Linked DNA regions of Mus musculus: region 1 is linked to region 2. A link is a loop called in an ENCODE intact Hi-C map of the cell type or tissue named here. Cell type or tissue: left cerebral cortex. All regions are shown on one strand. Links, peaks and the distances in the headings refer to the core of each region. The heading gives the core; the rest is flanking DNA.

Evidence for each region. Hi-C counts contacts between places; a loop is a spot of excess contacts. Peaks named below come from ENCODE experiments on the same cell type or tissue, not always from the same donor. Only the 100,000 strongest peaks of a DNase experiment are listed, where the experiment ranks them.
Region 1: a loop joins it to region 2, with 2.1 times the contacts of the local background. A loop is called at or near these places in 13 of 42 quality-filtered maps.

Annotation. Positions count from the first base shown.
Region 1 is chr10:82,645,954-82,661,309 of GRCm38, forward strand. It overlaps Glt8d2 (glycosyltransferase 8 domain containing 2), which reads right to left. Exons shown (of 10, transcript NM_029102.3): 6 at 14,777-14,861; 7 at 13,560-13,672; 8 at 8,729-8,895; 9 at 6,915-7,027; 10 at 4,480-5,565. The coding sequence ends at 5,396. Tdg (thymine DNA glycosylase) reads left to right here. Exons shown (of 10, transcript NM_172552.4): 8 at 1,269-1,440; 9 at 2,000-2,125; 10 at 2,625-4,846. The coding sequence ends at 2,767. Among named protein-coding and RNA genes, the nearest start is that of Tdg, 24 kb to the left of the region's middle. In left cerebral cortex, for the core only: no CTCF peak of the experiment used is centred there; no DNase peak of the experiment used is centred there.
Region 2 is chr10:82,690,784-82,705,921 of GRCm38, forward strand. Hcfc2 (host cell factor C2) reads left to right here and starts at 8,331. Exons shown (of 14, transcript NM_001368720.1): 1 at 8,331-8,523; 2 at 10,136-10,284; 3 at 11,660-11,820. The coding sequence starts at 8,361. It also overlaps a transcript of Glt8d2 not described here. In left cerebral cortex, for the core only: a CTCF peak has its summit at 10,573; DNase peaks (open chromatin) are centred at 8,335, 8,737, 8,962, 9,750 and 1 more place; H3K4me3 peaks cover 3,281 bases; H3K27ac peaks cover 1,962 bases.

The sequences.
Region 1 (15,356 bases), core at 4,864-12,863, 47 kb before region 2:
CAGTCCCAGGGATTCTGGGACCCTCCCACAGATATTCATCCACACAAAACACCAGTGTACATACAAATCAATAAATCTTTAAAAAAGACATTTAGCAAACAAACAAGCGCATCAAACTAAGGATGGCAGTACTCAACAGTTGGCTCGTCTCTCAAATATTAGCGGTTATGGAAATGCCTTGTGGGACCAGCAGGATGTCTTAGTGAGGTTGTCATTTTCTGCCAAGCCTGACAACCCCAGTTCAATCCCCAGACCCATACTGTGGAAGGCGAGAACTGACTCCCACAAGTCCTCCTCCCCCCCACACTGGTACACATGCCACACGCCACGCCCCTCAAAACTCCTCCCACTGGTACACATGCCACATGCCACGCCCCTCAAAACTAACTACAGGCTAGTTAGAGCTGGGTGATTCTTCTGTTGAAGTTCCTTCAAAAATGAGTCCAGATCTGGGCCAGTTGACAGTCAAGCGGTAACTATGGCAACGGTGGCAGTTCTCTAGGCAGCCCTGCATCTATCTTCCACCTTGTATTCTACGAAGTTATTGATGTTGCTAGTGATTTAGCTGGAAGTGAAAACAATTTACTTTCTTCTTTTTATTCTCATTTGTGTGGGAGAGGGAGAGAGAGGCAGGCAGGGGCCTCACTGTGTGCATTCGATAAGGCTGCCCTCAAACCTATCTGTCTCTGCTAGGATTAAAGGTATGTGCCATTACCCCTAGCCAGTCTACTGTGGATCGTTTTAATTAAAGAATATCTTGAAAATGTGCTATTATAAAACATGCTAACACCCACACATCTGCATTAATCAGTTTCTAAAAATCCTATAATCAAAAATAGAAAATAATTATATGATGAGGCAGTCTCAAAACAAAATAATCGTAATATATGAAAGGAAACCAACTTAAAAATTGCCATAAGTATATTAATCTCCTCACTTATATGTATAGAACAAGAAATGATTTCTGCTCTTTGAAGGACAGTTTGTCATCAGTCGGCATGATAAATGCAAACGCCTTTCCCTGCTGCCATTCACTTCTGGTATTTCATCCAGCTTCTAGGGATATTTCTAAATTAATTATGGACAAGGCTTTGTCCAGAGTTTATGAGAAAAGAACTCAAAGCAAGCTACACTTGGGGATCTTAAATGCAGCTTCTTTGATTTTACGTATAAGCATCAAGTAATTAAGCCAAATAAAGTTCCGTTTTTCTAACTGCAATGTGAGTAGATTCAGTCAGCTGCTAACATCTCTGAAACCTTGATCCCAGCTGTGCTACGTCATGCCGTCGTCCAGCGCCAGATGTGCTCAGTTTCCCCGGGCCCAGGACAAAGTTCATTACTACATTAAGCTGAAGGACTTGAGAGACCAACTGAAAGGCATTGAACGCAACGCGGACGTTCAGGAAGTGCAGTATACATTTGACCTGCAGCTTGCGCAAGGTTTGTTACCATCCCCTTCCCTCCTCAGCTTCCTGTGTGTACAGAACAGAACGAAGTCGCAGATTTAAAGCAGGAAGAAAGAAGATGGCACTGTAGCCAATCGCTATGATAACAACTTAGTGTCTGAGCACAGGTCCCTGTACCATGGTTTCCCAGTACTCTGAGTCCAAGGAGCATGTCTCGTCCTAAAGCTGGGTGCAGTGGACTTTCCCAGTTCTCACAAGCTAATTCAGTGTATGCTATAAATAACGTGAAGGGCAATAGCAGAGGCTGGAGAGATGGCAGTGGTTGAGAGCACGTGCTGCTCTTGCAGAAGACCAGGGTTTGGTTCCCAGAATCCACTCCAGGCAATTTTCAGACACCTGTAATTCCAGTTCCAGGGCATCCATCAGGCATCTGCGTGCATATAAACTCATGCAGCCTCACACACTTATAAATAAAAAATAACATATCTTAAAAGGAAAATAACAATAGCAAATTATATGACTCGGCTGTATTTGCACAGAAAATACAGCTTTTATACAACATCAGTTTCAATCCTGCTTTTCCCTCCCCACAGAGGACGCAAAGAAGATGGCTGTTAAGGAAGAAAAGTATGATCCAGGCTATGAGGCAGCTTACGGCGGTGCCTATGGGGAAAACCCATGTAATGGGGAACCTTGTGGCATTGCTTCAAATGGGCTAAGTATGTTTCCTCCAGATTCGTCCTTTCTGAGGACTGGGCTGATGGGAATAACAGAAAGAGTGATTGTTGAAGATTTAGAATACTAATGTGTAATGTAATGAAGTAACTAAAGCTTCTCACATGTGTTGGGCTATTTATTTATTTATTTATTTATTTATTTAGGTTTTTCAAGACAGGATTTCTCTGTGTAGCCCTGGCTGTCCTAGAACTCACTCTGTAGACCAGGCTGGCCTCGAACTCAGAAATCCTCCTGCTTCTGCCTCCCAAGTGCTGGGTTTAAAGTCATGCTTAAGTTGGCTTGTAAACCAATCAACTTGTGTTTCCCTCCTTGAGTGGCAAATGATGATTTGTTGATCCTCGGTCTGAAAATCTATTAATAATTTATCATTGTTTTTAAAAACTCAGTATTTTAATAATTCTCTAATGCACTTTTAAAATCTCCTAATTAGATCCGTTTAAATTTGACAGTGAACTAAGATTTTTTTTTCTCCCTTCCCAGCAGCTCACAGTGCGGAGCCGAGAGGAGAAGCGGCCCCCAGCGATGTTCCGAATGGGCAGTGGATGGCACAGTCGTTTGCAGAGCAGATCCCTTCTTTTAATAATTGTGGGACCCGAGAGCAGGAAGAAGAGAGCCACGCTTAGGAAGGGTGCCTCTCAGCTCGGGCTCAGGGCTGCAGTTCTAATGCAGACCTCAGGACGGAGAGCCTCAGTGTGCTAACTGAGGGGCTTTAGTGTTAATGGTCCTTTACGCTAGTGGTGTAATTATATATGGAGCAGTTATATGGTAGAGTCAACTGTATGAATCTATGTAGTTTGGAAAGGAAAAATAGGGTGTTTTGTACTTGAGTTTTGTATTTTAACTACCCATCATTCCAGCTTTTTATATACTATATTTCATTTATGAAGAAACCGGTTTTCTCTGAGGAGTCACTTCAATCTGTAATTTTAAAAAAGCAACAGTCGGAATATTTATAGTTGATTCTTCACTGTGCATACCTATATATGCCCTTATCCCTTTAAATGCCTAAGTAGGGCATGCTACTAAGAATCAAGCTGGTGAAAGGCAGATGTGCCTATCTCTGTTGGAAGCCGACTAACCCTCCGCCCTCCGTGGACTCGAAGCTGGAGGTGGACTCAGAACCCTCTGGGTTGCAGTCACACGCAGACCCCCTTACTCTCCCAGTAGTGTGTGTGGCAGTTGCTTGGTAGTAGAAACCTAGTGGGGCCTGAGCCCTGCCGTTGGCCTCTGCCTCTTGTGGTTCCTGAGAAGGCAGTAGAACCTGGACAGTTGCCACCCCTCTGTTTTACTGAATCCCCCGTCAGTGTTCATCACTGTTGTGATTTTATCCCGACATGGAAAGCGCTAAGAAATGAACTTTCCAGTTAGCCACGCGCTGCTGCAGGTGTTTGATAATCCTGTTTAAACTGGTGCTGTGTACATGGGATGTACTGATACAGAACTTCTCTTCTAGGGAAAGCTAATCATTTGTCAATGATTTAAAAATTATTGTCACTACTGTTGATTACTGTGGACTAAGTGAGCCTCGTGAAAGAGCTGATTGGAATTTGTACCTTTGTGGCTGCTCATGCATTTTCCATGGTGCTACAGACAGCCTGCCCGGGCTGGTGGCTAGGAAACGTGCGTGTTCAGCGATGCCTAGCGCTCTCACTCCTGAGCACTCTGACTTGGTGCCCACCCCTGGCGCGTGCTGGTTTGGCAGTATGAAATGCCCACGAGGGTTTTGTATCTCACAAAGGTTATGTAGCCTGTTCTGTGAACAATGAGGGAAGCAGTCTCTTGGTGGAAATTTTAACATGCCTTTAGCTGTGGCAGTGATGGGCTTTCTTTTTCCTTCTGTCTGGGTCAGGTTGTGCACAAGTCATGTTATTTGGAAGGTGCACTGCACTGCTGTTTACATGGGCATTTTATGCGGGTGCTTTGAAGTGCCTTGCATCAGGGATTAGGATCAATTGAATTCTTTTTTTCATGGGACTATGTAAAGCATGTAGTATTGCCTTGGTATGTAACTATTGTAGTTTTACCATGGAGAAATACCTTTAAATTATAACTCTGGAGAGCAGCCATGAGGACCCTCTGTACTTCCTGGTGCTTTTCCTTAACATGGTGGGTGAGTAGCGAGTGCGGGGCACCCTGTACATGGCAGGGTGGGGCGTTCTCATTAAATAATACTGAGATTTTAAACATGCGCAGTCTGAGCGTTTTTACAATAAACATTAAGAATGGCTATGCTTAGTATACAGGTTTTCCTCCAGCAGGATTTAATGGTATTCCTCCCCACTGGAAACCTGAGGATGGCTTACTTTCTCTTACATGTCACATGACAAAAATCACAAAAGCTTGAATAGTTTATTTTTACAGATTCTACATTTTTTTAATTTATAATTTTGTAAAAGACAAGACTAGCAACCTGTTTTTAAGAAAGAAAACCCTGCAGCCAGATGTGGTGGCCCAGGCCTTCAGTTCCAGTACTTAGGAGGCAAAGACATGAGGATCTTTGTGAGTTTGAAGTTGTGAGTTCCAATTTATCCAGGGATATAGAGAAAGACCCTGTTTGTTTGTTTGTTTGTTTTTGAGGCAGCGTTTCTCTCCGTAGCCTTGGCTGTCCTGAAACTCACTGTATAGACCAGGCTGGCCTCGAACTCACAGATTAAACTCTTTCTGCCTCCTGAGTGCTGAGATTAAAGGTATGTGCCGCCACCACCCGGCTAACTTGTTTCTATTATTTTGAAAACATGTATGGATATTTTGCCTTCCATATGTGCATCACATGTGTACCCAGTGCCTGTGAAGGCCAGAAGAGAATGTCAGAGCCCCTGGAACTGCCATGTGGGTTCTGGGAATCAAAGCTGGGTCCTCTGGAAGAACAGCCAACACTCTCTCCAGCCAGGGAGATCCCATCTTAGAAGTAAAACAAAAGAACTGCTCCCAAAATATCTAACTGAGAAAATAGAGATTTTGAAAATTTTCAGATATAGTTGTCATTCAGGTTGAGACTTGGGGTACATAGCGAGACCCTGTCTCAAAACACCAAAAGAAAAGAATGAGTAGGGGCTGCTCATGGCAATCGTTTGAACTTCAAGAAGTTAAGTCTATCTGTGTGGGCCTTGGTTCAACTTGTACACAGTAGTATTTGTCTCTTACACCATAGGTCATATATATCAGAAGAGTTGCTCTTAAAGAACAGTGTTAGAAGATACAGAGGGCCCGTTCCATTTTTATCCAGGGTGTATTTTAACTGTTGGAGTGTTTCATCTATTGTGATGCAGTTTAAAGATCCCTGCAGGGTCAGGAACAAACCAGCTTTCCCATAAGTCATTGTGAACACTAGGAAAGTCCCAGGGTTTATGTCTTCCATTCCAGTGGAGTAGTTTAGCTTCCTGCAGGAAGTGCTCCGAATATCTTGCATCAGGGTTCCAGCCTTCGGTGTGTGTGGAGGGAAATAAACAACAGGCTTGTTAGTGACGACGATTTTATATGGAACCTTGGATACAAGCTATGGTAAAAGTGTCCAGTTAGCAGGAGTCACACCTTAATAAGCCCCCTTGGTGATAACCATACATTACATAAGCCTAAGGTTATGATAGTGAAGAGATCTTAATACTGCCATTCCTCGGAGTGTTCTACAGTACTTCTAGAAGGTCATGCAGATATAATTTATATAACAAATATCCTCTGCTGTTGTTTTTTCCATAAACAACAATGAAACTCCATTGAGTGTAGAGAAAATATGGTCAGCCAGGATCATGGCCTTGTAACAGTGTCAGTTACATGGCACTCTCTGCATTGTCAGAAACAATAGAATCTGGCTCTTTACATTTCTTGCCTGATTCCAAACCTTATAGGGAAAACGGGATTCTTTTCCTCAGAAAGGTTGTGCCCTTTCTGCATATCAGCAGTTAGTAATTCACAAGTGTCAAACTGAGTCTGCTCCAGGGTCTGTCCTTTTCCTTTTTCCATTTTGCACACGTGTCTGGAAAGCCAACATTGATATCAGGTTTCTTCCTCAATTTCTCTCCAATATTGAAGCAGTGGTCTCTCACTTAAACCCAGAGCTTACTGGTGTGTCTGGTCTAGCTAGCCAGCTTACCCAGAGAACCCTGTCCTAGCTATCTGAGAGCTGGGGTTACTGATGGCCACTAACTATGCTTGTTGCCTTTTGCAAGAGTCCTGGGGATCCAAAGTGGTGTCATGCTTGCTTGGTAAGTGCTCGTATCCACTGAGCCATATCCCCAGCCCAGCTTCATGCTACTTGTTACTGACCTCCACTTTGATGGGATTTTACATCTATGGGAACAGAGTTTTGGCCTGATAGCATTAAAGTGCAAGCTGTCTTAAGGTCACACTCAGTAGGCTCTGTACACTGGAGCATCGCAAGATGGAAGTTCTATGCTGAGCATCACTCTGTAAGCTTTAGATACTTTGTTTTAAATTTTATTTTTATTTTACATGTATTGCATGAGAGTGTCAGATCCCCTGGAACTGGAATTAGAGACAGTTGGGAGCTGGGAATTGAACCTGGGTCTTCTCAAAGAACAGCCAGCGCACCTAACTGGAGCCATCTCTCCAACCCTAGTCAGAATCTTGAATCCTGGAATGCTCACTTCCCTCTGGCAACTAAAGACACCATTTGCATTTGCAGATTCTGAGCCTGAGGGTTAAGGCAGAGAGGTGGCCAAGGTCACTCCTAGGGCCTGAACCCCTGGGCTATAGCATGGTGGTGTTCGCTGAGTAAGAAGTTCACTTCCCCTGCTTCCTGGAAGGACTTACCGAGGTGCCGTATGTGCCACAGTGGGTTGATGGTGGAATACTTCCCGTGAAACACAATCAGCATGGGAGAAGTGGCCACTCCTCCTCCCAGGGAGCTGCTGTAGAGGTTTTCTCTAAGAATGGGATTTAAAAAAACAAAAACATTTGGTTAGAAGCCCTCACTAACAGGAATTAGATAGATGCTAATGTGGCTGGTCCTAAGAGAAAGAAGGCTTCTCTACTTTCCCCCCAACTCCTATTTTTTTAATCAGGAGTTTTTGTTGTTAGAAACGGGGTCTCATGTAGAGCAGATTGGTCTTGAAGTCCATATACAGCAGAGGAAAACCTGGAGTCAAGCCTGCTGCCTCCACTTCCCGTGTGCCGGGATTGTAGGCACGCACCATTAAACCTTATCTCCCATGTAGAATCACAGTACTTGGCCCAGAGCCACTGTCTCCCAATGTATGTCACCTAAGTCCACACTCTCACATGTGTCACCTAGATTCACGATGTTAATACTTATTAATATCCTGTCACTAACTCTCAGGGTTTTTTTAATGGTAGGCTCAGAAGATCAAATTCTGATCTATAGTATTTACAATTACATACAAGTTCAATGGTACTGAGATACATAGGTGTAGGAGCTGGAGAGATGGCCCAACAGTTAAGAGCACCTTCGGGACTCTTACAGAGGACCCCCAGCATCCAGATGTTGACTCTCAACTGTTTGTGACTCCGGTTCCAAGACTTCCAGCACTCTCTCTGGCCTCCAAGGGTAGCAGGCAGAGGCATGCATGTGGTGCAGACATACATGGAGGAAGCAGAACACCATATGCATAGAATTAAAATTAGTTGTTTTTAAATGGGGGAACTATAATGAATAATTTTAAAATATATAAGATATTTTAAATTTTAATATAAATATTTTAGATACTATAAATATTATAAATATAAAAATAATAAAGACTGATAGGAAAGACGATGATGTGGTAGTGGTTGTCTTAGTAAACTTTTTGTTGCTCTATTCTAAAAATTTGATAACTAAAATTCTTAAATTTTAAATTAAAAGTCACTTTTAATGCAAGTTCTGGGGAGAAAACTCACTCAGTAAAGTACTTGGTGGATCTAGCCCCGGAACCCGTGTGAAAACTCTATGCTTGGAATCCCTGCACGAGAAAGGTGGAGACAGAATGGCCAGTGCCTGGGCTAATTGCTGAGCTCTGGGCCAGCAAGAGATCCTGTTTCAAAAAGAGCTGAACTGTGCTGGTGAGGATGAACCCTGAAGTTATTCACACATACTTGTGCACCCACCCATACACACATGTGCAAACACATGCACACACACAGAGAGAAAATAAGCATCAAAGAAAAGTATTTTTTAAAATGCTGGCTCTATGAAATTAGCCTTAAAAGTAGGTCTGTGGCCAGGTGTGATGGTACACATCTTGGATCCCAGCATATCAGAGACAAAAGCCAGCCTGGTTTCTTAGTGAGGCCCAGGCCTGTAGATGAGGGCTACATAGTGAGACCTTCACAAAAAAGCAGTCCAGTAAAAGAAACTCAGCTAAGATAAATGAAGTTTGCCCCCCCACCCCCAGTGGAAAAGATTCAAGCCACATTATTAAGCAGCTTGTTGGGAAGAAGAAAGGGCAATTTCTCAGACTTCTGTCACCTGGGGACAGATCGTCCCCATGCTCCTTGGTTGACAGATTCTGTGAGAATCTGACCTCAGGTGTCCTGTTTTGTTTTGTGTTAATTCCTGAGCCACACAAAGATGAGCCGAGCCACTTGGTCCCAGCTGGGAGCAATGGTGGCAGAGAAACCTGTCCACATACTCCACATTCTTCTGCATCCACTTTTCCAGCTGTTTGGTGATGCGCTGGTGTTTCCATTCAGTCATGTTGGCAACAATCACACCAGGATTGAATGAGCAGGTGCTGGGGCTGATGCCAAGGTCCTTTATGGTCTTCTTCCGGTAGTCCAGATAGCCCATGTATGTGTTCTGCAAAAGAACAGGGTGGAATCTTCTGTTTAGGGAAAATGGTTTACATTCTTGAAGCTTTTGTACACTATCTCTGAGCTTCCTACTGCCCACTGGCAGCTTTCTGCCTTCCTTTGGTGGGTTTTGTTGTGTGAACAGGGTCTCACTTTGTAGCTCTGATCATCCTGGAACTCACTATGTAGACCATGCTGGCCTCAAATTTACAGAGATCTGCCGCTGCATTTCCAGTGCTGGAATTAAAGACATGTGCCACCATGCCCAGCATATGTTTAAAGGTGTGTGTGTGTGTGTGTGTGTGTGTGTGTGTGTGTGTGTGTGTAGAAAGCAAAGGACAACTTTTATCTTGGGTTCAAGTCAGACTTCCAGGACAAGTGCTTTTACCCACAGAGCTATCTCACTCTCCATTGCTGGCTTTACCTCCTTTCCAGCTTCTGAATGCTGGGTGCCCTGCTCAGTCCCAGCACCTGCTACTTGCTTGTCTGACTCCACTGACAACCTTTCTGCTTCAGGGCCCTACATTCCATCTGTGTGACAGCTCTGACCTCTCTAGCCTTCTAACTGCCACATCTGCCTTCTTGATGCTTAAGCAGGTCCAACAGTATAATGGGCTGAGAAAGAAATTAGGGAAATGACACCCTTCACAGTAGTCACAAATAATATAAAATACCTTGGTGTGACTCTAACCAAACAAGTGAAAGACCTGTACGACAAGAATGTCAAGTCTCTGAAGAAAGAAATCAAAGAAGACCTCAGAAGATGGAAAGATCTCCCACATTTATGGATTGGCAGGATTAATATAGTAAAAATGGCCGTCTTGCCAAAAGCAATCTACAGATTCAATGCAATCATAGAGTTAGAGCAATTCTCAAATTCATTTGGAATAACAAAAAACAAAAACAAAACAAACAAACAAAAAACCCAGGGTAGTGAAAACTATTCTCAACAATAAAAGAACTTCTGGGGAAATCACCATGCCTGACCTTAAGCTGTACTACAAAGCAATTGTGTTAAAAACTGCTTGGTATCGGTTCAGTGACAAGCAAGTAGAACAATGAAATAGAATTGAAGACCCAGAAATGAACCCACACACCTATGGTCACTTGATCTTTGACAAAGGAGCTAAAACTATCCAGTGGAAAAAAGACAGCATTTTCAACAAACGGTGCTGGCACAACTGGCAGTCAACATGTAGAAGAATGCGAATTGATCCATTCTTACCTCCCTGTACAAAGCTCAAGTTCAAGTGGATCAAGGACCTCCACATAAAACCAGATACACTGAACCTAACAGAAAAGAAAGTGGGGAAAAGTCTAGAACACATGGGCACAGGGGGACAGTTCCTGAACAGAACATCAATGGCTTATGCTCTAAGATCAAGAATTGACAAATGAGACCTCATAAAATTACAAAGCTTCTGTAATACAAAGGACATTGTCAATAGGACAAAACGGCAACCTACAGATTGGGAAAAAAATCTTTACCAATCCTACATCTGATAGAGGGCTAATATCCAATATATACAAAGAACTCAAGAAGTTAGACTCCAGAGAACCCAATAACCCTATTGAAAAATAGGGAATAGCTGGGCAGTGGTGGCGCATGCCTTTAATCCCAGCACTTGGGAGGCAGAGGCACGTGGATTTCTGAGTTTGAGACAGCCTGGTCTAGAGTGAGTTCCAGGACAGCCAGAGCTATACAGAGAAACCCTGTGTCAAAAAAAAGAAAGAAAGAAAGAGAGAGAGAGAGGGAGGGAGGGAGGGAGGGAGGGAGGGAGGGAGGGAGGAAGGAAGGAAGGAAGGAAGGAAGGAAGGAAGGAAGGAAGGAAGGAAGGAAGGAAGGGAAAGAAAGAAAGAAAGAAAGAAAGAAAGAAAGAAAGAAAGAAAGAAAGAAAGAAAGAAAGAAAGAAAGGAAGGAAGGAAGGAAGGAAGGAAGGAAGGAAGGAAGGAAGGAAGGAAGAAAGGGAAAAAAAGAAAAGAAAAGAAGAGAAGAGAAGAGAAGAGAAGAGAAGAGAAGAGAAGAGAAGAGAAGAGAAGAGAAGAGAAGAGAAAAGAAAAGAGGGAACAGAGCTAAACAGAATTCTCAACTGAGGAAACTCAAATAGCCGAGAAACACCTAAAGAGATGTTCAACATCCTTAGTCATCAGGAAGATGCAAATCAAAACAACAAAGATTCTACCTCACATCAGACAGCATGGCTAAGATCAAAAACTCAGGTGACAGCAGATGCTGGCGAGGATCTGGAGAAAGAGGAACACTCCTCCATTGCTGGTGGGATTGTTGTAGGCTGGTATAACTACTCTGGAAATCAGTCTGGCGGTTCCTCAGAAAATTAGACATAGTACTACCTGAGGACCAAGCCATACCACTCCTGGGCATATACCCAGAAGATGCTTCCACATGAAATAAGGACATATGGACCACTTTGTTTATAGCAGCCATATTTATAATAGCCAGAAGCTGGAAACAAACCAGATGTCCCTCAACAGAGGAATGGATACAGGAAATTTGTTATATTTACACAATGGAATACTACTCAGCTATTAAAAACAATGAATTCATGAAATTCTTAGGCAAAGGGATGGAATTTGGAAATATCCTGAGTGAGGTAACTCAGCCACAAAATAACACACATGGTATATACTCACTGATAAGTGGATATTAGCCCAAAAGTTTGGAATACTCAAGATACAATTCACAGACCATATGAAGCCCAACAAGAAGGAAGACCAAAGTGTGTGTGCTTCACTGCTTCTTAGAAGGGTGGGAAAAATATTCACAAGAGGAAATATGGAGACAAAATGTGGAGCAGAGAATGAGGAAAGGCCATCCTGAGTCTGCCGCACCTGGGGATCCATCCCATATACAGTCACTAAAGGACGCTGTTGTGGATGCCAAGGAGGTTGCTGGAGAGGTGCTAGCTGACATGAACTTGATATGGCTGTCTCCTGAGAGGCTCTGCCAGAGCCTGATAAATACAGAAGTGGAAACGCATAACCAACCATTGAACTGAGCGCAGGGTCCCTGATGGAGGAGCTGGAGAAGGGGCTGAAGGAGCTGAGGAGGTTTGCAGCCCTATGGAGGGAGCAACAGTGTCAACCAGCCAGATCCCCCAGAGCTCCTAGGGACTGGACCACCAACCAAAGAGTACACATGGAGGGACCTGTGGCTTTGGCCAAGTATGTGGCAGAGGATGGCCTTGTTGGACATCAGTGGGAGGAGAGGTCCTTGGGCCTGAGAGTGTTCAATGTCCCAGTGTAGAGGAATGCCAGGGCAGAAAGACAGGAGTGGTGGGTGGGTGGCTGAGCACCCTCATAGAGGCAGGGGGAGGGGGATGTGATAGGGGATTTCCTAAGGGGAGACCTGGAAAGGGGGAAACATTTGAAATGTAAACAAAGAAAATATCCAATAAAAAGCAAGCAGCTCCAACAGGCAGATTGTATGGAGTCCTATCTTAAAAGTTGGCTCCCTGCCAATCCTGTTTCAGTAGATAGCATCTGTATCCTTGTTATTTAAGCAGAAGCACAATCATTAAGCCATCCTTAGCTCCTCCCCATCCAAATTTGTGGATAAATCCTGTTGTCCCAACTTCAAAATACTTCCTGACACCAGCTAGCTTCAGCACCTAGTGTGGTCTTCCCATTGCTGCCCACAAAGTGCTACTTATTCCCCCTTTTAGAACAATTTCATTTTATCTTGCATGCATGCATGCATGAGTGTTTTGCCTGCATGTGTGTATATGTACTGTTGAAAGAAAGATGAAATTTCAAGACCTGTAAGTCATATAAAGTACTCAGAAATTGCTGGTTGTTTGTGAACCTAGAGGTTGCCTGGGGCTGAGAATAAAGAAAAACAAACCCGGGTATGCCCCGTAGTTAAAACATTCCTGGGAATAGCTTGACCATAAGATAAAGAGGAATGTGAGGACATAACAGGGCTACCTTAACTGAGTCAACAACTCACAGAACTCTGACACCCTACACGTACATGTAATTTTTCTGCTGATGTTTGAATAAGCCAATAGTGTGTTGCTATGCTGAATTCCACACCCCTAAGCCCCTTACCCCATAAAAACCCCTAGCTTTTGAGCCTTGTGGCCGACATCTGTTATCTCCTGTGTGGGATGCATGTCGGTCTGGAGCTCCGTCATTAAACTACCTCATGTAATTACATCAGGGTGGTCTATTCATGATTCTTTGGGTGCACGCTGAATCGGGAATTGAGTGGGGGTTTCCCCACTAGGTTCTATCACTGTGTGTGTGCCTGGTGCCCAAGGAAACTAGAAGAGGGCATTGGTTCCCCTGGAACTGGAGTTACATTAAGATGTGAGTCTCAATGTACTGGGAACCAAACCCCTCCTAGCCTGTGGTGATGAGTAGTGTTACAGCTACCCCTTTAGAGCATTCTCTACACATTGGACATCTCACAGCATCCCATTGTATCTCACAAACACAGAAGAGTAGACAGCGTCTGTGCCATGCTGCAGATTAGAAAAGCGAGACTCCACGGGGTTACAGAAATTGTCCTGAGAGGGTGAGAAAATGGAACCCCCATACCGTCCCCATCTCCTGGTAGTTCCCACTGGCTTTGGATGGGTGGATCATGATAATTTGGACAAAGGGCCAGAGAAAAAGGATAAAAGTGTGATTCTATGATGGCATGCCCACCTGTAGTCCCACAAGTCGGTGGATGTCTTGAGCAGAGGGTAAGTCACAGTCGTCTGAAAAGGCCGCTGCATGGCCCAGAGCCAAGGTGGTGTCATACAGCTCCTGGATATCGCCTGCATTTGGAAGTATCAGCAGATAGAACACAAGTATCTCAGGACTAGACAGAACCATCCCTTAATTCCTAACTTCAGTAGAGCAAAGGTGCAAGGCTCCTATTTTCCCATGGCATTGCAGTGTTCCTAAGAACATTTCAGCTGGAGAGATGGCTCAGTGGTTTAAGAGTACTGTCTGCTCTTCCAGAGGACCCAGGTTCAATTCCCAGCACCCACATGGTAGCTCACAACTGTCTGTACCTCCAGTTCCAAGGGATCTGACATCTTCATACCAGTGCACATAAAATAAAGTTAAATAAATCACTTTAAAAAAAAAAAAAAAGGAGCTGGGCAGTGGTGCACACACCTTTAATCCCAGCACTTGGGAGAGAGGCAGGCAGATTTATGAGTTCAAGGCCAGCCTGATCTACAGAGTGAGTTCCAGGACAAACAGGACTACACAGAGAAACCCTGTCTTGAAAAAACAAAAACAAGAGTTCCAGAACAACCAGGGCTACACAGAGAAACCTTGCCAAAAAAAAAAAAAAAAAGCAAAAACCAGCTCACTCAAGTTTATCGAGGGAGCCACTTGAAACATTCAGATGGGTGTTGATCAGGTCTGAGAACACAACACACACACACACACACACACCCAAGTGCTCTCAGTGATGCCTTACCTCTGCATGTTTTAGGAATGCAGAGATGCTACCAAGGAAATTACTGCAGACTTGGCAATCAGAGAGGGGCCTTCAGAAGCCACTAGATTATCCAGAGAAGTATCAAACCCTGCTTTCAAAATATGCCCAGTTTTTGTTTGTTTGGTTGGTTTGGTTTGGTTTGGTCTTTGGTTTTAAGGTAGGGTTTCTCTGTGTAGCCCTAAATGTCCTGGAACTCGCTTTGTAGCCACACTGGCCTTGAACTCAAAGATCCATCTGCCTCTGCCTCCCGAACACCACCACTGCCCGATCTCAAAATATGCTTAGTTTTACAACAATGCTGTATTCGCTTTATATAAAGTGTTTGAAGTCACTAGGTAGCTAGTTACATGGGAAATGAAGAGAAAAGATAAGTCGTTCTGTTTGGCAGCTGCGCCCTTCCATGATTGTCTGCAGTCAGTGAGCATACCTTGTACGATAACATCATCATCCAAATAGATGACTTTCTCATGCTGGTGGACAAGCAGAGGGAGATAAAACCGAACAAAGTTCAGCTGTGAAGACAGAGAGACCGTGGTAGGAAAGGGCAAATCGCTGAAGGTTACACCACACTTGCAAGTAAGCTTTGACCATGCCTGTTTAGCCCCATGAGTGGAATGGTATAGGAATAGGCTAAATAAAGCAAAGCCCCACCTGGCTTCTTAGTACCTGATCCTCTAGTCTCAGGGGATGAAACCAGGCTGGCCCAGAGAATCTCTCCTTCATCCAGGCCCCCACTCACTGAAGCAGTGCCCACATCCCATTCAAGGATGCGATGTCCTCAAAACTTCCTAGTCAGTCTTTTAGGGTACAGACTTCCAGCTTTCTCTACCTTTCATCAGTTAGATAATTCATAGCTTTAATACACACACACACACACACACACACACACACACACACACCAGCAACAAGCCCAGTCTTTAACTTCTTGTTCCAGAAAACAGTCAGAGCAACACGAGTTTGTAGGGTTTTCATTAGTGGTGTTCAATTATCATAAGCAACTGACAGTA
Region 2 (15,138 bases), core at 7,139-15,138:
CTCGTCCTGAAGGCAGGGCAGGTTGGCTGGCTGGGGCAGACTTCCTCTCTCGGCTTTCTCTTGCAGTCTGCGTGTGAAACTCTCAGCAAAACAGGGCTGTTCTGGAGTAAAAGCTGCAAACCTAGGGAAGAACAAATGTTTGGAAAGTGAATTTATACCGTCGTGCGTCTAGTGTAAATTTCTAATTTCAGCCAGGTTCTTGCTGAGAATCTTTGAAATCTCCTGTGTGTTGAAATGTTACCATGGCAAATCATGTCTCAGACAACCATCGTCTTTTATTGAGGCTGTGATAAAGACAGAAGCTTCCAGGTGGGGTGTATTCCCTCTGGAGGGGAGAGGCATCAGTCAGGGGGCAGACTTGGTGGCAACACTGCTGTTCTGTGGTTTTGCAGTTGATCCCCAGAAATGTAGGAATGGTACCAGAGCTTTGCCCAGGATCATGGAACATATTCCACAATGGCTTCTCTCTAACTTTCATAAGGAACTCCTCGATGGCTGCCTCCATCACAAGCAGTCACTTCCTTCCAATCACATGGAACTTTGAACATTGATAAAAACAGATTCATACCTTCTGCTTCATTTTGTTCTCTCAGTGTGTTAGGTAAGCTAAATTTTGCTCCACATTTCAGATTCCAGCCAAATTTGGGTCCTCTGAAAGAGCAGCAAGTGCTCTTAACCACGGCCACAATTTTCCAAGTTTTAAATTCTTTCAGCCTTCTCTTCTGTGATATTCCTTGAGCCTCACATAGAGACGAAGAGTTGATATAGAGTCCAGATTAGCGCTTAGCACTCAATGCAGTTGTCATAGTTCGTATCGTTTGGGGAGACTCTGGCCTCCCATAACCATTGACTCATAGGGTGTTATCACATGCCTGGGATTTTCATTTGATAACCATGCCTTCTGGGAGTCACATTGCCCACTCATGAGGGTATCAGATGTGGTAGAGTGGTCCCTCAGACAGGTCCCAAGGCAGTACCACAAACAGGACTGTAGGCTGATGCCTGTTCAGTTCAGTTCACTCCCAAGATCACCTCATCTGTACCTCTCATCTACTCAAGAGGATGCCTGGCATTGAATTATTCTACTATTGGATAAGTGGATGATTGGCATGAGTTTCAAGACTGAAATAGTAACTGTTTTCATAGGACCTACTTCTCATATTAACTGAAATCTCTCTGGTCATTATTTTCGAACCCTTTCCTCTGGTCCCTAATGTATGACTCCCAGTCCCTTTCTCTCCTATTCCTGCCATGCCTTGAGGACACAAGAGGTTTCTTATCTATGACCAGCATTTCCATCTTGTATGGTGGATTCCTCCTCCTTATGATGTAAACGAGAAGAAAAAGAAACTCAGGCCATCAGTGACACCTCAATGGTGCAAGGGTACACTGGAGCTCAGTTGTTAGATTTATTTACTATTGCAGGTTTTCAGTCTCTCCATCTATTAGGAGTTCTGCTAGAAGAGGCCTAACAGAACCAAGGGTGAAAATGTATCGTGCATGCCAGGTGGTGGTGACTGGGTTCCAGGGCATAAAGATCTGGTCTGGTCAGTTAAAGTAAGGGCTTTAAAAAAAATGTCTCTCCTGAGCAGTGGCGACACAACCCTTTAACTCCAGCACTCTGGAGGCAGAGGCAGGTGAATTTCTGAGGTGGAGGCCATTCTGGCCTACAGATTGAGTTCCAGGACAGCCAGGGCTACACAGAGAAACCCTATCTCAAAAAAAAAAAAAAAAAGAAGGAAAGAAAGAAAGAAAGAAAGAAAGAAAGAAAGAAAGAAAGGAAGGAAGGAAGGAAGGAAGGAAGAAAGGAAGGAAGAAAAGAAGAAAAAGAAAGAGAAAAGAAAAAAAGAAAAGACAAAGAAACTCCATTATGATGTAAAATACTCAGAAAAGCCCCAATAAATGGAAACAAGTATTGCTGGTGCTTTCAAATAATATTTAAATAGAAGTTTAAAAATAATATTTAATTAATGTAATAATAGCTTTATATTTAATAGTTAATTGATAAAAATTAATCTGTTCAAGCTATATATCATCATGATGTGATACACACACCCACAAACTGTGTAATGATTCCAAGTCAAGTTAACGCATCAGCATATATGTTGTACATTAGATTCCCAGAGTAAGGTCTTTTTTTTTTAACATGTTCATTTTATATCCTGCTCACTGCCCCTGTGAGTATGATCATCTTACAGCTGTAAGTTGGTACCCTTTGACAAATATCTACCCATTTTTCCTACCCTCCTGGTCCCGTACCTGGCAAACATGATTCTACTCTCAGTTTCTTTAAGTTCAACAATTTTAGATTCTCTATATAAGCACTTACAGTGTTTGCCTTTCTTTGTCTGGGTTATTTGACTTAGCAGATTGTTAAGTTTCAACCATATTGTTCCAAATGTCAGGGTCTTCCTTTTCTGCCTGAGAAATAGTCCATTATACAAATGTGCCATGATTTCTGTGTCCAGTCATTCATTACTGGACACTTAGATGGTTTCCATAGCTGAGTTATTGTGAGCAGTATTCAGTGAGGCTAGGAGCACAGGTCTCTCTGCATGGGCTGGGCTAAGTGAAAGACTCATGGATGGGAAGCACTCAGTTCACAACCAGAACCAAAAACAAAACAGGCGTTTCATCGACTTATTGATTTCATTCCTTTTGGATGTATACCAAGAAATTGGAGTTGCTGGATTATACTGTAATTTTTAATTTGTGTGTGTGTGTATGTGTGAGTGCACATGACCATGCATCTTACAGTGAACATGTGGACATCATCAGGTAACTTATGGGAGTCAGTTTTCCCCTTCCATCATGTGGGTTCTAGGGATCAAATCCTGCCCTTAGCCTTAGCAGCAGGCTCCCTTACCCATGGAGCCATCTTGCCAGTCCTCTGTATTTTTTTTTTTTTTTGAGGAATATCCATATTATGTTCCATAGTGCATGTACCAATTTTATTATTAATATTGAATAAAGAAATCCTAAGGTATGAAATAGGAGAAGAATTATGACAGTAAGTTATTTGTAACGTTGTACAAATGTGAAAACTAGTTCTTTGCTTGCAGCCTCATGATTGAGTCCTTCTATATTTTGTTCCTCTGGTAGAAATACGATGACTCTCTTACCTGGACAGCAATGTCTGTAGATACAATGCCTCTGCAGTTCTTGCAGCTGAAGGAGGCATGTGAGTGGAAGGCTACTGTCTGGAACTTCCTAGAAAGCTCCCATTTTTCTGGCAAAAGACCATTTGGGGCCTTGCCTTTTTTTCCTGTCTGAAATCCAACCTTGATGCTGGAAGTAGAGTAGCCACTTCTTTCTGAGGCTCAAAGGCCCACACTATGTTTCTGCAGATGGCTGTACAAGCTGTATGAAGAGATTACAATTAAATAGGTTAAAGTCCTTACAGCACACAGACAGCTCACTACAAACTAGGAGGAGAGTTTTAAAAGGGGCTGTATGCACTACGTGGTAGAGCATCTTTAATCCCAGCACTCAGAAGGCAGAGGCAGAGGCAGAGGCAGAGGCAGGCTGATTTCTGTGAGTTTAAGGCCAGCCTGGTCTATGAAATTAATTCTAGGACAGCCAGGGCTACACAGAGAGACCCCCACCTCAAAACAAATAAGTAAATAAATATAAAGGAATGAATTAATTAAAAAGGACACTGTTTGAAAGTGTTGTTGGAGATAAGGACATAAAGTGAAAATAGCACAGCATCCTGGGGGTGGTAAGAGCTGGGAGCCATTACAGTCCTTAGCCCAAAGGCTCCTGTGTCTTAGTTTTTAATTTTTTAAAGTGGATATCCTATAAATAGATATTAGCCATAAAATACAGAATACCCACACTACAATTCACAGACCCAAAGAAGGCAAATACAAGGGAGGCCCAAGGGAGGATGCTTTAATCTTTCTCAGAAGGAGGAATAAAATAGATATCAGAGGTGGGTGGAGAGAGGGAACTGCGTGGAAGAGAGGATGGGGAGGGGAATGGGGCAGGGTGATCAAGCATAGGGAGAGCAGGGGGTGGGAAACAGAAATCAGCTATGGAGGGCACTCAATGACATACTAGAGATCTGGGATGGGGTGAGGGCTTTGAGGAGGTACCAGGAAGTCTATGAGAGTGACTCTAGTTGAGACTCCTAGTAGTGAGGGATATCGAGCCTGAAGTGGACACCTCCTATAGCCAGGCATGACTCCCAGTGGAGGCACAAGAACAGCAGCCCACTCACAAAATGTGTCCTGCTTGCAAGGTGTGCAGGGACAAAGATGGAGGGAATGGCCAACCAATCTCTTACTCTATCAGTGATACTCTGTTATGCATGCAAACAGGATAACTGTCCTCTGAGAGGCTCCACCCAGCAGCCAATGGGAACAGATGCAGAGACCCACAGCCAAACATTAGATGGAGCTTGGGGAGTCATGTGGAAGAGTTGGGGGAAGGCTTGAGGGACCTGAAGAGGACAGGGACTCCAGAAGAAGACCAACAGAGTCAACTCACCTGGACCCTTGGGGCTCACAGAGACTGAACCACCAACCAAAGAGCAAGCATGGGCTGGACCCAGAACCCAACACATACGTAGCAGATGTGTAGCTTGGTCTTCCTGTGGATCCCTAATAACTGGAGCAGGGTCTTACCCTGACTGTGGATCCTGTTCCCCTAACTAGGCTGACTTGTCTGGCCTCAGTGGGAAAGGATGTACCTAGTCCTGCATGACTTGATGTGCCAGGGTGGGCAGATACCCATGGGAATCCTCCCCCTTCTCAGAGGAGAAGAGGAGGAGGGACTGGAAGGAGAAGAGGCCTGCGATTGGGATGTACGGTGAATAAATAAATGGATTAATGAAAATCAAACAAAAAAACTGAAGTTTAAAAAGAACATCAATGGGCTGGAGAGATTGGTCAATGATCTGAGCACTTCTTGCTCTTACAGAGACCAGAGTTTGATTCCCAGTACTCTCGTTGACAGCTACAACAACCTAGAATTCTAACTCCAGGGAATCTGATGTTCTTTTCTGGCATTTTATCGAGGTTTCCTACACACACACACACACACACACACACACACACACACATGCACATACCCATATGTGTCACACACACTTAAAAATAATTTTTTAAAATCTTTTAAAAATAAAACAATAATCATCATTATAATAAATAGTGTATACAATATAGCCCAGGCACATTATAGGCTATATCATTAGACATGCTCATGAATTCTCTATAGTATCCATCATACCGTGATATCACACCATTTACTTAGTGATACATCTATCTCAGGACATAGGCTCACGGCTAAACATGATAACATCTGCCCTCATGTCCACTTTTAATCTGTGGTGCCATTTATCATTAAACTATGTGTCTGAGTCACGATTCTTTTAGTTGAAGGCCAGCTCTCATTTCCTCTTGCTGACTGGATCAGGCTTTGGTGAGTCTGTTTAAAATGTCTTAGGAAATATCCCTATTTTTCTCGACTCATGATTTTTGACAGTTTCATACCTGGATTTGTTTTGATAATGGGTGTACCCCATTACCTTCTTGTCTCTCTCCTGCATCACTGAACCGTTCCTTCTTGCCAACTAGACTCTTTTCTATTTTCTTATCTTGTGTCTCCCACTGAATTTAATTAGGGTTGCTTCATGATAGGGGGAGGGGGGCTTTGAACTCACAGAAGCTGCAGTTACACCTGCATAAGAGTGGACCTAGCAGTGTGCCTTTACAGATGGGGGGGGTAGAGGATCCTGAAGACCACCCCTTCCTTAGGAGCTGCTAGCAGTTAATGGTTGAGGGAGAGACATTGTCTTCAGATAATATCTACTAAGGTCAATGAAGGAAGGAAATATGTTGTAGTAGCTGATGAGTCACTAGACTGGGTCAAGCTGATAGGGTTTTTTTTTTTCCTCCCTTTGTCTCTCATGGCTGGCCTCCAAGATCCCACACAGGAGGTAGAAATGACAGCCATCTCTCAATCCCTCTTGCTTGATGGACCTCAGTTGTGGGTTATGTTCTTGTCAGCTTAAGCTTCAGTGCTCTGGCTCTTTCTCCTACCTGATAAAGGGCAACAAAGGCTTGTGCACCCAAGTCCTGGCACTGGGCCCCTGGCTCCCGCCTGCTGTAACTGGTTTTCTTCCTTGGCTCTTGAGTCTAAATCACTGGTCTGGTAGCACGGTTAGATTCCCACATGGCCTAGAGCCCCACCTTGCTTTTCTCCATGGCCCCCGCTACAGCTTTAGCTAAGAACCATGGCCAGAGCCCTCTGATCTGTAAATAGACGTCTGCCTCTCTCATCTTGAGAACAGTGCCTGATTAGACCATCTGTTATTGAGCTCATCCGCTAGTCTTCCCCAGAGTCCTCAACCGAGACCTTGCCCATAGCTCTCAGAGGTCTGCCACACTTGGGCACTGGTGTCTTGCTCTACAACTGGCTCTTCAATGCCCTGTAGCTAAGGAATAGGATTGGAAGCAGTAGTAATATATAAAGATTATAGAAATTATTTTACTGAATGACAACTATGTGCGAGGTGTAGCCTGAGAATGGCACAGGTTCTTGCTTCCATGGCAACAACTCCAAAGAACAATAGACTATGCTCTCTGCATCTCCTCCCCCACTCATTCTTTGGCTCTCTCTAGCCTCTCCTCCTCCACTTAAAGTGTTTAACTCTAGGCCAATAGCAACCTCCTAATTTGCAAATCCAACACTTCCTCCTCCTACATGAACTCTGTGTGGCTTCTAAAGGAAATGGAACACTAATAGCTAAGAGGTCAAAAGGGAACTTGGCGAGGACTGATATTTAGAAGAAGCCACAGGCAAAGGGAGGTTCATAAAGGTGGAAGTGGTTTTCAAAGCCAAACCCATAGAACAAGTCCCCAGTTCCCTTTTGCCTTCTGTTATAACCTTTTAAATGCTGGTTTCTTAGGGGTACAGCTCACCCTCCTTCTCTACCCTGTCCAACCTTTCCTTCACGTGTTACCTACATTGGTGTTCTGTTCAGACTTTCTCTCCAACTGTGAGACAATTCTAATGTGTTTATTCTTTTTTAAGATTTTCTTTGATGAGTACAGGTGCGTTGCCAGCAGGTATGTCTATGAACTACAGACCCACCTGGTACCTGTGGTGGCCAGAAGAGGGTGTAGATCCCCCAGAACAGAGGGTTCCAGACCATTGTAAGCAGCTATGTAGGTGCTGGAAATCAAACCCAGTTTTGTTTTTGTTTTTGTTTTTGTTTTTGTTTTTTTGATACAGGGTCTCTCCATTTAGCCCTGGCTGTTTATTCACCATGTAGGCCAGGCTGGCCTCAAACTCTTACTCCTGAGTGCCATTCAACTCTTTCAAGGCACAAGGCTTGTGGCACTTTGATATAGCAGGCCTACAAAATAGACTCTTTCCAAATTAACACTGAGTTTGCAACTTTTAAGGGTTTCCCCCTTAGTCTTTTTGTCTAAGAATATTAACAACACTATAAAAAGAAGCCTCCGCATGAAAATAATGACCTGCTGTGATGGTCGATATTGCTGATTTGATACTATCTAAACTTACTTAGGAGACAAGCCCGTGGGCAGGCCTATGAGGTTATCTAGATCAGATTAATTAAGGTGGGAATAGATGTAAGGTTGAAATAAATTAAGGTAGAAATAAACTGGGATGCCATCCTGGACTAAATAATAAGGCAGCCCGGTTCCAGCATCCGTGGCTCTCTGCAGATGAAATTCCACCAGCCACTTCCAGCCAAGCCTCTTCATTATGATGGGCTTCTCAGTGAGGGGAAACAAACCCTTCTGTCCTTCAAAGGTTTTTGTCAGGGGATTTTTTCACAGCAACAAGACAACTAATACACCTAAATGAACCGAAAATCACCTTTGGGGTTATCTTTTGCTGTGTAGGCTTGTCACCTCCAAATCTGAGCCGTGCTCAGGCCCTGCACTTAGCCACCGTGTCCACTGTCCTTGTCCTGCAGTCTGGGAGACCCTCCTTTGAGATGACAGATTTGCCTTAGGCGCTCCCTGTGCTCTCATCACTTGGGACCTACACGGCAGGCAGCTCTTCTCCAGTGCCTGTGATAACAGTTTCCAGGGCGTGACGCTCCTACACAGAAGATGCTCCAAGTGGACCTAAAGGACAAAGCTGTAACCTCCTCCCCGAACACCCCACTGAAAGCCACAGAGAGGAGGGTTGGCAGGGTTGGCGGGAGGGGCTCCATCTTGGCGGAGCCCCGAGGGCCACGTCGCCACGGGCTGGGGGGGCGGGGCCCGCGGGTCACGTGCCGGGCCTCCCGCGCACAGCTGGAGGCGGCGCTCGTCCTCCCCACGAGCCGTGGAGCCCGTGGCGCGCGGGGCATTGTGGGCCGAGGGGCGGGGGTTGGGAAGATGGCGGCTCCCAGCCTCCTCAACTGGAGGCGGGTTTCCTCCTTTACCGGACCGGTGCCTCGCGCCCGGCACGGACACCGAGCCGTGGCCATCCGGGAGCTGATGATCATCTTCGGCGGGGGCAACGAGGGCATCGCGGACGAGCTGCACGTCTACAATACCGGTAGGCGGCGGCTCGGCGACCCCGCCTCGGGACCGCGGAGGGGGAGGGGAGGAGCGGCGGACGCGGGCCTGACAGCTGTCACCGCCGGGTCGCCGCTACCCCAGCCGGGCAGGCGGCGGGGGAAGATCGGCTGGGTCGGCAGCCCGAGCTCGCAACGTGTTGGAAGGCGGCTCGGTGCTCGCGGTTCCGCGGGCTGGACGTGACTCCACCGGTAGACATCGAGACACCCCGGCCCATCCCTCCCCGTGGACCCGAGACGGCGGGTTCCACGGCTGGGCCTCCACCCTAGGGCCGGTCACTTAAGGGGTGGAGATCCCGCCAGTGTCAAGAACAAAACCCACCCCAAGGCGGGCCTCGGTGGTCTTTGCCTTCCCCCAGCCCCCTTCTTAGAACCTAGAGAGTTGAGGGGCGGGGAGGTTCTCCTGGCTGCCTCTTCAGCGTAGGTACAGTTAGTACCGGGCGGAAGCCCGCAAGACAGTTCTCTAAACTCGCGGCGGAGAGAGTTGTGGGTGAACGCGGACTGGTCTCTGATTAGCCGATGTCTGTAGTGTATGTGCTCTGCCCTTCCGGGCTGGTCCTCGCCAAGGGGCTGTCATAGCTAAGGCACCGCTGCACAGCTCGAAGTGTCACTTGTTAAGGGGGCAGGTCTTGACCTCCGTGCTGGTTGAAAGTATATTTTCTCCACTTACAAGTAGTCTAGCAATCATAGGAAACTAGTTAAGGCTAGATACTGAATTTGGTGTCGTTTTAGTTCACAACCTACAACTTTGATGAAACAACTTGATCACAGTAGTCCTCTAAAAGCTAAAAACGGTAGGAGAAATTTTGTTAGTTTTGACTCTCCTCAGTACTCCAACAGAAAAAGTTTTGAAGATGTTTGATTTGGTATAGTGTAAATACCCTGGGCTTAGAAGAAATTGGGTCTGTTTTGAATCTTGCTTTGGCAATTGTTCTAAATCAGCATTAAAGTTACCACGTCTTTCTAAATCACAGGTTTTCCACTTCTTTAATGGGGGGTGACACCAGGATTTTTTTTTAAGAGTACAATGATGCAGAACAGGTTTTCTTTTCCTTTTTCAATACAGGTTTCTCTGTGTAGCCCTGGCTGTCCTAAGACTAGCTCTGTAGTCCAGACGGGCCTCGAACTCACAGAGATCAATGAGCCCCTCGGCCTCCCAAGTGCTTTACTCGGACTAAAGGCATGTGCCACCAGTGCCTGCCCCAGATCTGGGTTTTCAACAGCAGCATTATTACATTTTGGGACTGGTGATTTTTGGCTGTGGCTACTACCTTGTATGTTGTAAGATGCGTGCTGGCATCCTCAGGCTCGAGCCATGGGTTGGTAGTTACACCTCCATCCCAGTTGTGACAACTATATATGATTTTAGACATTGTAAAATCAGTATTCTTGGGGGAGCAAAATAGTCCCCAATTGAGAACTGTTGGAATAAAGGATGGATATGCATGCATGAATGTATGTATGTATGTATTATTATGTAAGTATATATACACATATTCTTTGATTATATGTATAGATCCTTTGACTAATATATTTATCACTCATGGAGTGTGGTAACTTGTTATAATTTATTTTATTTTATTTTTCAACTAGTTACAAACCAGTGGTTCCTACCAGCTGTTAGAGGAGACATCCCTCCAGGCTGTGCAGCCCATGGATTTGTCTGTGATGGGACTAGAATCCTAGTGTTTGGGGGAATGGTTGAATATGGAAGATACAGCAATGAGTTATATGAGTTACAAGTAAGTATATCTTACATTTATTGTTTTCAGTGTGAAGAGCTAATGAAATTGTCATAGTTTTTAAAGGGATGACAAGTATTTTATTAGTACAGTGACAGAAACAGATGCTCTGCATTTTATAGCTTCAAAGAAAATGTTTCCACTTCTACTAACAAGTCAAAATATCTGCTGTCTTGTCATAGGTGTGGTATGACATTTATAGCATAAGGGTATCTAGCCTTCAGCAGCTCTTTGACACAGTTGTCCTTTAGTCTACAACACAAGCACCTCCCAACTGATGACAGCAGATTGCTGGAGTCTGCCCCTAGGTGTTTGAAATCAGTATTGTCTGTGGTGGAGCCTGGATGTTGGCGTTTCTACCACCGAGACTGTGCTTGCAGTGTCTCGGTATGAAAGGAATGGTTTCCTTTAACAGTAGGAACTATCCTCCTCTGTAGTCATGCAGAGAGAGGGGACAGTTTCACCTGGGCTTTCTAGGTTTGACTTGCTTGTTAAACCAGTCAGTCCTCATTGACTAATCTCGCTGTGTTCCAAGGACCATCCATGATCATGAGAGTATCTACCACTTGACATATGTGAATGGGTTGTACTTATTTCCAAGCAAGCAACCATTTCATATAATTGAAAATAGAGAAGATTCTCATGGCTAAAAGAATACATTTTGGAGTTTGGTTTTGTTAAATGAGTTTTGTTTACTTAAAGGTTATTTAGCATTCATGGTTTATCTAATATCTAAAAGCAAGTTTTTATGAATTGCTTCTATTCTTAAAGTTCTACATACAAATACTTAAATTCTTTTCGCTTGGAAAAAATTAGAAGTGATAGTACTTACTACTACTTATTATTATTAGTATTAGCTTATAGAAGATTAGTCTGAATGTCTATTAACACATACATATACACACATATACCTACATATATACTTACAGCTTTGTGAGACAAATCTCACATAGTCCAGGCTGCCTTTAAATTCACTCAGTAGCTAAGGTTAGCTTTCAACTCCTGATCCTCTTGCCTTACAAAGTCTGGGATTACCATAGCCAGCCTTACTCGGATATACATTTTACTCTCAGAAGGTAGCCACTTCTCTTGAGTCTGATGCATGCCTTTAATTCTAGCACTTGGGAGGCAGAGACAGGCAGAGCTCTTAAGTTGGCGGCCTGGTCTACACAGTGAGTTCCAGGACAGCAAGGGCTGCATAGTGAGACCTTGTTTCAACATATAAATCACTAGTTAGATACTTTTTTGTCATTTGTCCCCAGAGGAGCTTATTGGATCTTCCGGTGAGATTCAGATGTATTCGTATGGTGTTTCACTGTTGAAAGTATAGAAATAGAAATGTTTCCTGCTTTTATATGAATATGTTCTTTTTTAGGCAAGTCGTTGGTTATGGAAAAAAGTGAAACCCCAGCCCCCTCCTTCTGGTTTCCCTCCTTGTCCGCGGCTTGGACATAGCTTCTCTTTATATGGTAACAAATGCTATTTGTTTGGTGGTTTGGCAAATGAAAGTGAAGATTCAAATAATAATGTCCCCAGGTACGCTCTCTTGTAGACCAAGTCTTATTTTATATTTAGGTTAAAATATTTTATCTTTAGTTACTGTAAGGCTTAATTTTAGATTTTATATTTGAAACTAACAATAAACATGTTTTTTTTATGTGTTTATGTTTTTGTAGTCCCTAGGGAATAGTTTTCAAACATTTACTAGTCATAAATAATCTTATTAAATTGATACTTGTATAATTGTTTATGCCAATTATCTTTGTATGTCTTGAGCTATAACTCACATTAAGTGGGTTATACCAAAACAATAACATGGTTATTTTAAAATTGGTTTTATCTGAAAAGTTGGTATAAAATATAGTTATTAAATGAAAGCCATTGTTGTCATATTTCATATATTCAGTTAGGCTGTGTTACACCTGGAAACACTGCCCTTCTTTTTCCAAGATAAGGACTTTTCCTTTGTACTTGCTTTTTATTTTTATTTTACTTTTTCTATTTGTTTAACTTTCTATTACTTTTTTTTTTAAACATGCTCTTTTGTTTTTTTCCTGTGTAAACCAGGCTGGCCTAGAACTCAGAGATCCTTCTGCCTCTACTTCCCAGGTGCTGGGATTAAAGGCATGTGCCACCACCACTTTATTTACTTATTAGGTTTTTCCAGACAGGGTTTCTCTGTGTAACCGAGTCCTGGCTGTCCTGGACTTCTGTAGATGAGAACATACAGGTCCTCCTGCTGGGATTAAAGGCATGTGCCACTACACCCAGCCAAACTTTTTATTTTTCAAACCTAGCTGAATTCCAAGAATTGTTTGGATGGCATTATAAATGGGTTTGATTTCTTAATTTCATGTTTGTATATTCATTGCTAGAATATAGCATATATTCAACTGTGTATATTGACACAGTTGAAACCTAGATGAAATCATTTCTTTTTTTTTTAAAGATTTATTTATTATTATAAGTAGGTACACTGTAGCTGTCTTCAGACGCACCAGAAGAGGGTGTTGGATCTCATTACGAATTTTTGTGAGCCACCATGTGGTTGCTGGGATTTGAACTCCGGACTTTCAGAAGAGCAGTCATTGCTCTTAACCGCTGAGCCATCTTACCAGCCCCAAATAATTTCTTTTTAATCATTTTCAAGTATTAAAATTTTTCTTTTGGACTCTATAAGCATTCTTTAAATAAGAAAACATTTTCTTTCATATGTTACAAATATTTATTTCTGGTTTTTGCTTGTTTGGTTGCTCTTTTTTTGAGACAGGGTTTCTCTGTTTGGCCTTTATAGCCCTGGCTGTCCTGGAACTTACTCTGTAGGCCAGGCTGGCTTCTAACTCACAGGGGATTCACCTGTCTCTGCCTCTCAAGTTCTGGGATTAAAGGAGATCACCACCACTCCCCAACTGTGTGTTATAAGTTTTTTTCTAGGTCTTTGCTTTAAACAAGTTTGTTTTTCTAAGTTTGACAACATTTCCTTTTACTATTTTGTGATTCTATATCTTGGGTAAGAAGACAGAAATTATAAAGAATAATAGTTCTGTAATTCCTTCTAGTACATTCATTTTCTTTTTATTGTGTATTTGTAATTACTCTTGTAAATACTGCACGGCTTTCTACTCTTCTTCCTAGTTCAGTTCTAGTAATCCCAGTAGTGAAACAAGCAACTCTTCTCATCTTTTTAGAAACAGAGCCTCATATAGCCCAAGCTAGCCTCAAACTTGATGTGTAGCTAAGGATACCCTTGAATTTTATATCCTCTTGCTTCTATCTCCTAATGGCTGGATTTACAGTTGTATGTAACTACACTGGGTTTGTGCAATGCAAGGGATTGAACCCCAGGCTTCAGTCTACCAACTGTTCATTCTAGGAAGGCATCCTACCCTGGCGATGGAGCTCCACCCTGGTGGATTGTAATTTTTTTTCATGTTTATGTATATATGAGTGCTCAATTTACATGACAGAAGAGGGCATCAGATCTCATTATAGATGGTTGTGGGCCACCACATGGTTGCTGGGAATTGAACTTAGGACCTGCTGGAAGAGCAACCAGTTCTCTTAACTGCTGAGCCATCTTTTCAGCTCGGATGGTAATTCTTAAATAACTATGTCTTTTCTAAGATTTCTGGTTTTACAAACTATACTTTGTAAGCCAAACTCTCTTGTTTATTCTTTTTGCTAGTAAAGTTTTATTGTTAGTAAAGTTTTATTGTCATGCCAACATTGATTTAATTATTACAATACTTTGATTACCTTTATGTTAAATAGCAATTCTGTTCTGTTCAGTCCCCAGCACTGCCAAAATACCACTCCCCAAAAAAGATCCTTAGCAGAGTTGAATAGTTTCACAGATTTTTAGCTGGGCAGTAGTAGGGCACGCCTTTAATTCCAGCACTTGAGAGGCAGAGGCAGGTGGATTTCTGAGTTCGAGGCCAGCATGGTCTACAGAGTGAGTGCCAGGGCTATATAGAGAAACCTTGTCTCAAAAAACCAAAACCAAAAACCAACCAAACAAACAAACAAACAAAAACCCAGATTTTTAGGCCCCAAAATCCAAAAATGTTTATTGTCTCTTTACAGAGAACATTGGCCACTTCTCCATTAGACGTCTCCTGTTTCATTGATATTTACCTTGCTGGCATTTATTATGGCATTTGGTATCCATTCCTGGCATATGTCTTTGATAAGAATAGACTTTTTTAAAACTTACAATTTTATTTAGCTTTATTTCTCTCTCCTTTAAAATAATTTAAGTTCATCTGTGATGATGAATTTACTGTTTCTTTAATACATTTTTAAATTCCATTATTACTCTTTGAAATGTGAGCTGCATTTATTCCTAAGACCTAGTTACACATCACTTTTTTGTTACCAAATTATTTCATGGTTTGCTGAATTAACATTGCTAGCATGGTATACATGTGTGTGTGTAGATACATGTTTCATACACACACACATATGCACATATATATACATATATATATACACATATGTGCATATACACATTTATACACACATACATACATACACACGCCATACCAGTGAAATTCTTCTGCGTTAAAATTTGATCTTAGCTGAGTATGATGGCCATGCTTTTAATTATAGCCCCTGAGAAGCAGAAGCAGTCACAATTTGTGAGTTTGAGGTCAGCCTGGTCTACATAGTGAGACCCTGTTTAAACAAGCAAACAAACAAAAATTTGATCTTTGTCTGTGAAGTACATTCATTTTTTTTTTTTTTAGTCATGTTGTGTCTTTTGATATTGCTTAAGGTGGATCTTTTAAAAATGTTTATTATTTTATATGTTTGGATTTTTTTAAGATTTATTTATTATATTTAAGTACTCTATAG